Linked DNA regions of Homo sapiens: regions 2 and 3 are each linked to region 1. Evidence: read pairs that join two places in POLR2A ChIA-PET (ENCODE). Cell type or tissue: endothelial cell of umbilical vein. All regions are shown on one strand.

Region 1 (4,000 bases):
TTCAATTTTAAAAAAGCAACACATAAACAAAAACTTAATTTGATATAAAGGTATCAAGTAGATGTAAGGGCAAAAGGTATCCAAAATCTGAAATGTTACCAAAAGCACTGAGTTTTAAATTCCTCATTTGTTAATGAGTATAATAATGTTAAAATATTGTTGTGACTTTTAAAGTATATGCATAAAAGCAGTCAATAATCATGCATTAAGGGATTTCTCAGCTCTTAGGCCTATATAAAATAAGGCTTTGGAAACAAGGTACAAGTTGTTATAAGCCCTTAGAAGCCACTTTCTTTGTGGTGGCATTCCTCTGAAGACCCCTTTTTATCCGAAGTTTGAAATGGTGAGCAAACACTGATAATAGGAAAACAGTTCTTTAAATATGTTTATAAAGATTAATAAAATTATAATGCACCAGTTTTTAATAGGCACACTGAGATCACAGTCACTGAAGATGACTTGGAAACTCAGAATGGAGACAATTGAAAATTGTACATATGTTGCTCTGTTAGACATCTACTTTTCTTGACCACTAAATTTTGGCCCTACTACTCATTTTTTTAAAAAAATGCAGTTTGTTTTCAAGAGCAAAACAGTTGTTTAGTAAATTTGCATTGCTGAACATTCAGCACAGATGTAAGTTTCCTTCCCTCCACTGTTTTTTTTCAAAAGTAGAAATAACTTTTGTAATAAATAAATAAGTAAATTAATTAATTAATAAGCTGTGGGTTCTATCATGTATCCACTTAGTCCCTGGTACTGTTTCTTTTCTCTGAAATATTAGGAACTGGCTGAAAAGGCAAATGTTATTGGAATAGTTAGTATTCTAGTATGCCAAGCATTGTAGGGAGTGCCAGCTAGCAAGGTGGGGCATCCGGGAAGCTGATAGAACACCAACAAATGAACATATGACTAAATGCTGTTGTTTAAATTTACCTCTGGGGAATCAGTCTATGAAGTTCCATGGTGACCTTTCATGTTGTCTTTATGGTTACTATGAATTTTCCTTTCACTCTTTGTTTCCCTTCTGCTTCTATTCTTGATCATAAACCTGGAATAGAGAAAAGGGAAGATTTTTTTTTCTTTTATCAGTGGCAATGAAGATGACAGAATAAAGTAACAGGTTAACTTCAGTTCACACGAGAGGGGTACTAAATTTCACTAGAGGTAGAGTAAAAGTATTGGATTTGGAATATATTGGTCTATATTACTCTAAGTTTAGGTGTTTCACTCTTATCACATTTGAATCTTTATGAACAGCACAAGACAGTCCTGTGTTTCATATAGCTGGGTCCTGTCAATGTGTGCTTCTCTGTAAGGCTGTGATTTATTTGCATCATGAAGAATTGAGTTTCTTTATGAGTAACGTATTACATAATAGGCAAATTAGTTAAGTTTGTATTTCAGTTTTTAAAAATCCATTTAACAGTGGTCAAAATATTAAAACCAAGTAAATATCCAGTAAAATTCTTATCTCTAGAAGATTACAGGATCTAATACCACACCCTTACTTTAGATGGCTGAGACACATTAGTCACTTTTAGTTCTTTCCCAGGCTTTACTTTACATTTTTGTTATTATGCCAGCTCTTTTCCTTGTTTTGCCAATTAATTTATGTTTTTGTCACAGTTTGTGCCATTGTTTGCCTTATCTTAGAACCAAGGAATCTGGGAAAAGGTTCAAGTCTTTTTAATGTGGGCTTTTCCAAACCTGAAGTTTCCTAGATATGAGTATATAGAAATAAACTGGAATGTGGTATTAATACAAAACCATATATTTATGTCTCTGTATACATCTTATATTTATGTGTTTAGATAAAATTTACATGTGTTTTCTATATAAGTTTATCATTCGATTGATATATATACACATAATTATAATGTAAAAATGATTTTTCCTTTTGAAGTGAATAAATTAATTTTTCCCCTTTGAGGTCAGTAAGTATCTTCAGTGCTACCCTGTGAAGTTGCTTTTTGAACAATTTATCTTTTTTTTTTTTTTGTTTTGTTTTGTTTTGTTTTTTTGAGACGGAGTCTCGCTGTGTCTCCCAGGTTGGAGTGCAGTGGCGCGATCTCGGCTCACTGCAAGCTCCGCCTCCCAGGTTCATGCCATTCTCCTGCCTCAGCCTCCCAAGTAGCTGGGACTACAGGCGCCCGCCAACACGCCCGGCTAATTTTTTGTATTTTTAGTAGAAACGGGGTTTCACCGTGTTAGCCAAGATGGTCTCGATCTCCTGACCTCGTGATCCGCCCGTCTCGGCCTCCCAAAGTGCTAGGATTACAGGCGTGAGCCACCGCGCCCGGCCGAACATTTATCTTAAATAATGTGGTAGCTATTAAATTCCATTACTTGGAGTATTATTTCCAGGTCTTTTTGAAAGCCAGCTATCCTTTTTTTTTTTTTTTTGATAAATAGTTGAATTGAAATTAAAAGGCAAAGTCCCTCCCTCCTGAAAGAGACTGCCAGAAATCAGTATGATACTTACTTATTCCTCATTGTCTAACAGTGTTTGGAGATTGTTAATCATATGTAATATAATGTTCCAATATTATTTTTGGCATTATATACCAATAGCTATTTTCTGTACAATAAACTATTCATTATTATGCCTTAAAAAACATTAGCCACTTAAAACTTTTTGTTAAAATTTGGGGAATTAACTCTTCTTGTGAGTAAAGTATTAACAAACCTCCTTCTGTATGGAAAGATTACAATGGGTTAGCCTTCTACTGCTGCTTCTGATAAAAGTAAAAATGATCCCTGATTGGTAACCTACCTTGGGACTGGGAAGAGTGTGGATGGATCATAAATACTGCTGGGAGCTATAGCTTTGGGCTTCCCATAGCATATTTCTTCTTACTGGGTATGTCCCTCCTTGTGTTTAACACCTGACCTGTCTGTTTTGGAGCTGGAGAATTGTCTCTGAACTCCTACTGAAGAGACATACTTGATGCTGTCCTGCTGACATGCTGTGTTCCTGGCCTGCATCCTTCTTCAGAACTAGTCTGTGTCACATTTTGGCCCATTGAATCTTGTTAGTTTGATTGCCCTGCTGAACCCAACATCACTGCTGCTGGTTGAGCAGAATAGGCATTATACTATCATAAATATTTAATATGAAAAGTGTAATAATAATAATGATAATAATAACAGGTAATTCTTCCTTTATTTTTCAGAAATGTGTTACGGATGAGTGTTTCTTTTTTGAACGATTGGAATCTAATAACTACAATACTTACCGGTCAAGGAAATACACCAGTTGGTATGTGGCACTGAAACGAACTGGGCAGTATAAACTTGGATCCAAAACAGGACCTGGGCAGAAAGCTATACTTTTTCTTCCAATGTCTGCTAAGAGCTGATTTTAATGGCCACATCTAATCTCATTTCACATGAAAGAAGAAGTATATTTTAGAAATTTGTTAATGAGAGTAAAAGAAAATAAATGTGTATAGCTCAGTTTGGATAATTGGTCAAACAATTTTTTATCCAGTAGTAAAATATGTAACCATTGTCCCAGTAAAGAAAAATAACAAAAGTTGTAAAATGTATATTCTCCCTTTTATATTGCATCTGCTGTTACCCAGTGAAGCTTACCTAGAGCAATGATCTTTTTCACGCATTTGCTTTATTCGAAAAGAGGCTTTTAAAATGTGCATGTTTAGAAACAAAATTTCTTCATGGAAATCATATACATTAGAAAATCACAGTCAGATGTTTAATCAATCCAAAATGTCCACTATTTCTTATGTCATTCGTTAGTCTACATGTTTCTAAACATATAAATGTGAATTTAATCAATTCCTTTCATAGTTTTATAATTCTCTGGCAGTTCCTTATGATAGAGTTTATAAAACAGTCCTGTGTAAACTGCTGGAAGTTCTTCCACAGTCAGGTCAATTTTGTCAAACCCTTCTCTGTACCCATACAGCAGCAGCCTAGCAACTCTGCTGGTGATGGGAGTTGTATTTTCAGTCTTCGCCAGGTCATTGAGATCCAT
Region 2 (4,000 bases), 280 kb after region 1:
GTTGTTCAAAACCTCTTTGTAATTAATTTTCTTACATTAAATCACAAGGCCGAAAATGGAAAGTAAATATGTAAAAATGTAGAAAACTTAAATAGGTTAATAATTGTCAAAGATATTGAAATGGTAGTCAAAGCCCTCCCCAAAAACTAAACACAAACACTTGAATAAACAGACACACTTTCCTAAGCCAAATAGATTTTATAGGACATTGTTACCAGATTTTCAGGGGATGTAACTCCTGTCTCATATGGATGCTTTAAAAATAAAAAAAAGCCAGGATACTATCTGGCTAATTTTGCAAGGCTTGTACAACCCTAATTCCAAAAGATAGCACAAGAACAGAAAAGTATAGGTCCACCACACTTATCATTACAAGTGTGGGAATTCTAAATCAAATTTAGTGAATAAGTCCAATGGTTTTTTTTTTTTTTTTTTTTTTTTTTTTTTTTTGAGTCGGATTCTCACCCTGTCACCCAGGCTGGAGTGCAATGGTGCAATCTCTGCTCACTGCAACCTCTGCCTCCCAGGTTCAAATGATTCTTCTGCCTCAGCCTCCCGAGTAGCTGGGCTTACAGGCGCCCACCACCACGCCCAGCTAATTTTTGTAGTTTTAGTAGAGACAGGGTTTCACCATGTTGGCCAGGCTGGTCTCAAACTCCTGACCTCATGATCCGCCTGTCTCAGCCTCCCAAAGTGCTGGGATTATAGGCCTGAGCCACTGCACCCAGCTGGTAATTTTTTAATATAGTATTTTATCTAAGGAAGTTAAGGATGGTTTAACATTTAAAAAATCAAAGAAATTCACTATATTAATGGTGAAAATATGTAATAGGCAAAAAAATTATATAATTGTCTAAAAGTATGCTTTGAAAAGCATTTGATAAACTTTAACTATATAATTAAAAGTTTAGAAAATTAGGAATAGAAGGAAACTTTACAAACTAGTTATATACAAAAGCCTACAACAAATATCAATACCAAAGCTTTAATCAAACTTTATACAAAGCAAGACAAATATATATTCTTGATATAGATCTGACTAGTCCAATAAGAAAAAAAAAGTGAAATAAAGGTGGACAGAGAAATGGTGGAGCAGAAAAGAGAAACTAAAATAGATAAAATAGTCCTTACTTGGAAGTTATACATTGTCTATGTGGGCAAATTATTAGAACTAGAAGAAGCAAGCTATATACTGTCAATAGTTTCAAGCTATATACTTTCAAGCAAGCTATATACTTTGAGTATACTTTCAGTAGTTTTGTTTTTCCAGATTTAGCAGTGACTACACTTCAAAATTCACAGCAATTACAAAAAGTATAATGCATTTAAACATTAACCTAACAAAAAATTATAATAGCTTTATGGAACAAATTACAGAACTTTACTAAAGGACGTAAATGAAAACTTGGTTAAATGAAGAGCTATAACATGTCTATTGGTGGGGCACATAACAACATAAAGATACCAATTCTCCCCAAATCCAATTCCAATTAAAATTATAATAAGACTTTTGGGGAGCCTCAGTTAACTGACTCTGATGTAGAAAAAGTTTCTTAGATAGCTAAGTCTATTTTGAAATGTATCAGGAAGAGGGATGATTTTTTTCAACCACATTTTAATCCATATTTGTAAAAGTAATATGGAACTGGCATAGAAACAGATGATTACACTAACGAAACAGAAGAGACAGGTCAAAAACAGAACCATGGTGGGGAAAAGGAATGTTGCTTAGTAGGTTCTTGAAGACTGGTTTACAAAATTTTAAAAATAAAGTTGGGCCCCTACTTCACATCACATACCATGTGAACTCCACAGAGAACAAGGACTTAAAAGTGACAGGTATAACCACAGAGCTAATAGAAGAAAATGTAAGAGAATATTTTTCTGATCTTTTTTAAAAAAAATATATATATATATATTATTTTGAGACACAGTCTTGCTTTGTCATCCAGGTTGGAGTGCAGTGGCACGATCACGGCTCACTGCACCCTCAACCTCCTGGGCCCAAGCAATCCTCCCACCTCATCCCCCTCAGGTAGCTGGGACAACAGCTGCATGCCACCATGCTTGGCTGATTTTTGTAGAGATGGGGTTTCACCATTTTGCCCAGGCTGGTCTTGAACTCCTGGGGTCAGGCAAGCCATCATGCCCAGCCTATTTTCTAATCTTGATATGAGGAAGAACTTCTTAAACCCTACTGCAAAAGCACAAACTATCAGGGATACATTTTTTTTTGCTTTACATTGTCAAAACTAAAGATTTTTGTTCAATGATTAAAGAGTAAAAAAATTAACAGAATAGTGACAGATTGGAAGAAGATATCTGCAGTGTCATAAGCAGACGAGATAAATATGTAGACCATAAGAAAAATGCTTTCAAATCAAGAAGAAACCAATATATACAAAAGCAAAAGTTGTTACTAGACAATTCATGGAAGGGACTCCTTACTGTCTAAGTGTATAAAGAGAGATGTTCAACCTTATGAGGAATTAGAGAAATGCTAATTGAAACAACATACCACTTCCCATCTATTTGGGAAGAAGTTTTTGAAAAATCAGTTGGTAAATCAAAATATAGGTGAGGATTTGGGGTAATGAGGACATTCATGCACTGCTGGTTGAAATGCAGGCTGACACAGCTGGTCTGAAGAGCAATGTCACAGTCCTTTGTAAAAGTAAATATGTTTATAACTTGTCACCCAGAAGTGCCATTTCGTGTACATATTCTATTGAAACACATTTCAGCTTGATAATGTTGTGTATCCCAGGATGTTTACTGTGGAAGTGTTTCTGGTAGTGTGGGGTTGAGGACAACTTAAGTGTCCATCACTATGAGAATGGTCAAGTAAAATGCAACGGATGCATCCTGTGGAACGTTCTGTAACAGAGCAATAAAATAAATGTTCAGGCAATGCCCTCCAGCCAGAGACTCCTGGGAACATACACCTGGAGTGGAACAAGTTGGGTTTATTCCTCCTTGTATGGAGGGGTAATGCACACCTTGCAGAACTGGGGGTGTCTTAGCAAGAGGATGTTAGGAGGGAATTATAAGAGCTGAGCTTGTATGAGATGATATGGGGGAGAGCTTAAGAAAGTGGGCATTGTACTGGATTGCTTACTTTCAGGAGGCAGAGACAACACCATGATTGATTATCTTAATTAAATCATCTGTAAGGAGGGAAGAATTGAGTGAAGCTAATGGTGTAATTGGTAAAGAAGCAGTCACTCTTACTAGCTGGAACTGGGAATATATGTTTATTTTGTGGCTTGGAGAGTGTTCATATTTTGTCCATACCTGAATATGCAGCGGTCTTGTTTTTGTCTTGATCTGTTACTGTCACAGAGTGGCCTCGTCTAATGTTGCTGTTCTGTGAAATTGTTCATGTTCAACAGAATACCAAGTGAGTCTCAGACCAGCTCATGATAACATAAAGGCCATGCTAGTAATACAATACCAGAGCAGCTCTCAAATATCCCTTCTGTTTTTCAGTACTACAACAATACACAAGATCTTAAAAATGTAGTAGTGATTATTAAAAAGGGCTTACAGCAAGTCCTATAACATAATATTATTTATATAAATTACAGACATAATAAATAAAACAGTAGTATGTATTATTCAAGGATGAATATATGTATACAAGACCCTATACCAAATACAAGGGTTTTCATCTCTAGTGTGGTCGGACGGAAGGGGCCAGTAGCCAATATTGGGGGTGAAAGGAAATATTAAATAAGAGAAGAGCCTTGTATGGACCAATGTGATAGTGTGCTATGTAGATTGAAAACTATGATAATTCATTTTCAGCAGCTAAAGTCTTAAAACAAGTCTACACTTCTGCAGAAAAGTGGTAAGGGAAAGAGTGGGAGAGGACCTGTAGCCCAGCATCTTATCTATATTTACTACTCTTGCCTTGTGGGAGGTGGGGGAAGGGGGAGGAGGAGGAATACCTTCTTTAAGCTTTTCCTAAATGTCTTACATTTCCCCCAAAAGGAATGAG
Region 3 (4,000 bases), 72 kb before region 1:
ATAGGTCTACTTTATGTATTAAAAAACTACAAAGTTCATTATAGAGTTATATCTGGCAATGATAGGCTTTCAATAATTTATTAAATAAATGTATCTACTATCATTTCTTTTTACTAGCCCCTATTGATAACCATTTATATTGCTTATTTTCAGTCTTTTGCAACCACAAGCAAAGTTCAAGCACATATGTACATACATCTTTGGGCACATGTATGAATATGTCTGTAGAATAAATTTCCAGAAAGGAAAATCCTGGATCTAAAGGTATACTTATCTCAAATATTGAAAGTTATTGCTGATTAGACCTCCCACCAACAGTGAGAGTAACTGTTACTTTATACTACTGCTATAATTATTAAACGTTTTAACTGGGCCCATCTGAGTAGAAGAAGAATAGATCTCATTCTAGGTTTAATTTGTACTTTTTTTACTCACATTTTAAACATCCATTTACATTTCTTTTTCTACAAACTACCTCTTTATATACCTTTGCCCATGGATCTTTTCTCATTGACAGTTAAGATCTCTTTCTGTATTTAGAAGATTAGCTTTGATGTCAAAGACACTGTGTATTTTCCCAGTTTGTCCTTTGTCTATTACTTTGTTTAGAGCAGGGCAACACTGGTGGTGAGGACTTGCTTTCCACAACCAAGGAGCAGTCTGCCCCAAAGATAAATTCAAATTCTTGCTTCTTGCAAGGTTGCTTTAAAATGGTAAGTTTTTTCCTCCTAGTATTGGCATATTTTTAAAAAAAAAGCCTTGAATTCAGAGTCAGGATGCCCCTTTTAATTAATATCTAAATAAGAACAAATGAACAATGAGATCAGAATCTCTGTAATCTGAGTACGTTACACAGAAGATAAAGAATAACAGGGCCTTCCTGGAAAGGGCCATCTTTGTAACATGTTTATTATAAATAACAATTTATATGAATGAACTTAATGTAGGAAACACTCAGCTCCTTTGATTCAATAGCTCCTCCAATGCAACTCTTAGAAAAGTGTTGGGCTAATTAAAAAAAATATAGAACATATGAATAAACATAATTACTTCTAGCATCATTCTCATTAAAAGGTTAAAAAACCTGGGCCCGGTGCGGTGGCTCACGCCTGTAATCCCAGCAATTTGGGAGGCTGAGGCGGGTGGATCACCTGAGGTCAGGAGTTCAAGACCAGCCTGGCGAACATGGAGAAACCCCGTCTCTACTAAAAATACAAAAATTAGCCAGGCATGGTGGCACATGCCTGTAATCCCAGCTACTAGGGGGGCTGAGGCAGAAGGATCATTTGAACCTGGGAGGCAGAGGTTGCAGTGAGCCGAGATCATGCCACTCTATTCCAGCCTGGACAACAGAGTAAGACTCCATCTCAAAAAGAAAGAAAGAAAGAAAGAAAGTTTAAAAACCCAAGTATTTGTGGTTACCTAATGGCCCTCTAGGAAGCTGCAAAGATGATTTAAGAGTAAAAGACATCATGAAGTTTTCATTTTTCTCACTTTTCTGAACTTAGGGTTTGATCTTGGGAAGGCAAAATCAGTCTATGAGCTGAGACTAGTCACTTGATTATTATAGTCACATAGATCAGCAGTCCCCAACCTTTTTGACACAGGGGACCGGTTTTGTGGAAGACAATTTTTCCATGGATAGCATGGGGCAGGGGGTGGGGTGGGGGATAGTTTCAGGATGATTCAAGTGCATTACATTTACTGTGCAGTTTATTTCTATTATTATTGCATTGTAATATATAATAAAATAAATATACAACTTACCATAATGTAGAACCAGTGGGAACCCTGAGCTTGTTTTCATGCAACTAGATGGTCCCATTTAGGGATGACAGGAGAGAGTGACACCTGAAATGTGTTGTTTATGTCCAGTCTACTCTGTAATCTCATTTTGGTTGCTGTCACTGCAGAAAACTCTATTTCACAAAGATGGCATGATGGAAATGGAAGCAGGCTTTTCATTGCTTTTGTGACAACCTCAGGATATTTCGCCGTGACTTTAGTCCAGAACGTATGGAGATTTGAAGTCAGATCAAACATACTTTTAAGGCCACGGTCATTTGCCATCTCCAGCAGCTGATCCTCTTCCAGCATGGACAAAGTCGATTCCCCTGGCTTATCCACAAATGGGTGGCAGATCCTTTCCTTCCCAGTTCAGGGGTCTTTTGTGATTGGGAAGTAATGCTCAAAGTCTTTTGAAATCCGAGATAGGTGATCATGCACCAGCTGGGAGAAAGAAGGCCCTGGCTCAGTCTCTTTCCAAATTTCTGCTAATGTCTGAAACATGTCAGAAATCCCAATGTTCACTGTTGCCCACATAATTCCAGTTTGGCTTTTTTTTTTTTTTTTTCCAGACGTAGTTTCACTCTGTCACCCAGGCTGGAGTGCAGTGGCATAATCTCGGCTCACTGCAATCTCACCCTCCCAAGTTCGAGCAATTCTCTTGCCTCAGCCTCCCGAATAGATGGGACTACAGGTGCATACCACCACGCCCGGCTAATTTTTTATTTTTAGTCTAGACGGGTTTTCGCCATGTTGCTCAGGCTGGTCTCGAACTCCTGACCTCTAGTGATCTGCCCGCCTCAGCCTCCCAAAGTGCTGGGATTACAGGCGTGAGCCACTGTGCCCAGCCCTAGTTTGGCTTTGAATGCAGCCACTTTACCTTACAACTTGAAGTTGTTGTTCTGTCTTGGAGTGACAGATTGAGTTCATTAAGCAGGCTGAATATGTCACAAAAGTAATCAAGTTTTGTGACCCATTCTGTGGCACTAAAATGTGCTGCCAGTGGTGACTTTTTTCTAAATGCCTGCAGCGGCTCTTGTAACTCAAAAACTCTGGCCAGTGATCTACTTTTAGAAAGCCATCTCACTTCTGTGTATAAGAGAAGACTTGTGTGCTCTGTGTCCATCTCCTCACAGAGCTGTGTGAACGGATGTGAGTTAAGGGTATGTATTTTAATGTGGTTGATAATTTTATCAACATCCTGCAAAATGTTGTTAAGTTCAGGTGACAGTTTTTGACTAGCCAGCATTTCTGTATGGATGACACAGTGTCTTCTGAATGTGACACACTCACATTCGGAGTGACATCTTTGACCCAAGTAGTGAAATCAGAAAGCTATTCAGTCATGGCAGCCACTCCATCCATACATATGCTGGCACAAAATGACCAATGCAGTTTTCCCGATATGTAATCATTCAAAGACTTTAATAGTTCTGCAGCCATGGTGTTGGTTGGCAACAAAAGTGCATACAACATATCTTCATGCACATCCTCTTGAAAAACATGGCATTGTCCCCTGTTGTCAATATCTCTGGAGTCATCAACCTGGATTGTGTACCACAGTGACTCATTAATCCTCTCTAAAATTGTGACGCAATATCGTCTGCTATTTTATCATTTCGTCTAGTTATGGTGCTAGCCAAAAGAAGAACATGTGCCGCCTTTTGAACTGCAGCCTCTCCTAAAAGTTCACAGCAAATATCCTTAGAGCAGGCAGGGTCAACTCTTCACCAATAGTAAAGGGCTTCTTAGCTTTAGCAATGCAGTTAGCCACTAATGAAGCTCTCAGTGGAGACACATTTGATGACGTGGTGGCCTTCGAAAATTGCTTCTGTTCATGTTCACATTGTTTTCTTTTTTTTTCTTTCTTTTTTTTTTTTTTAGACGGAGTCTTGCTCTGTTGCCCAGGCTGGAGTGCAGTGGCGTCATCTGAGCTCACTGGAACCTCTGCCTCCTGGGTTCAAGAAGTTCTCCTGCCTCAGCCTCCTGAGTAGCTGGGATTACAGGTGCCTGTCACCATGCCCAACTAATTTTTGTATTTTTAGTAGAGACGGGGTTTCTCCATGTTGGCCAGGCTGATCTTGAACTCCTGACCTCAGGTGATCCACCCGCCTCAGCCTTCACATTGCTTTCTTTTTTAAAAAAACTCCAAAGACTTGTCTTTTAATGCTTGGTCTCCATGTCACGAAGCAGTTTTTAAGGTTACCGGTTACGT

Evidence for each region. ChIA-PET counts read pairs that join two places held together with the same protein. Peaks named below come from ENCODE experiments on the same cell type or tissue, not always from the same donor. Only the 100,000 strongest peaks of a DNase experiment are listed, where the experiment ranks them.
Region 2: POLR2A ChIA-PET joins it to region 1 with 5 read pairs; 2 of 35 experiments call an interaction of 5 or more read pairs at or near these places.
Region 3: POLR2A ChIA-PET joins it to region 1 with 5 read pairs; 5 of 35 experiments call an interaction of 5 or more read pairs at or near these places.

What each region holds. Positions count from the first base shown.
Region 1 is chr4:122,889,035-122,893,034 of GRCh38, forward strand. It overlaps FGF2 (fibroblast growth factor 2), which reads left to right. Exons shown (of 3, transcript NM_001361665.2): 3 at 3,177-4,000. The coding sequence ends at 3,362. NUDT6 (nudix hydrolase 6) reads right to left here. Exons shown (of 5, transcript NM_007083.5): 5 at 3,543-4,000. The coding sequence ends at 3,794. Among named protein-coding and RNA genes, the nearest start is that of NUDT6, 32 kb to the right of the region's middle. In endothelial cell of umbilical vein, no CTCF peak of the experiment used is centred here; a DNase peak (open chromatin) is centred at 1,547; H3K27ac peaks cover 1,608 bases.
Region 2 is chr4:123,172,924-123,176,923 of GRCh38, forward strand. The region is part of intron 14 of AFG2A (AAA ATPase AFG2A); the gene reads left to right. Among named protein-coding and RNA genes, the nearest start is that of SPRY1, 220 kb to the right of the region's middle. In endothelial cell of umbilical vein, no CTCF peak of the experiment used is centred here; no DNase peak of the experiment used is centred here.
Region 3 is chr4:122,816,861-122,820,860 of GRCh38, forward strand. No RefSeq gene overlaps it. Among named protein-coding and RNA genes, the nearest start is that of FGF2, 8.0 kb to the right of the region's middle. In endothelial cell of umbilical vein, no CTCF peak of the experiment used is centred here; no DNase peak of the experiment used is centred here.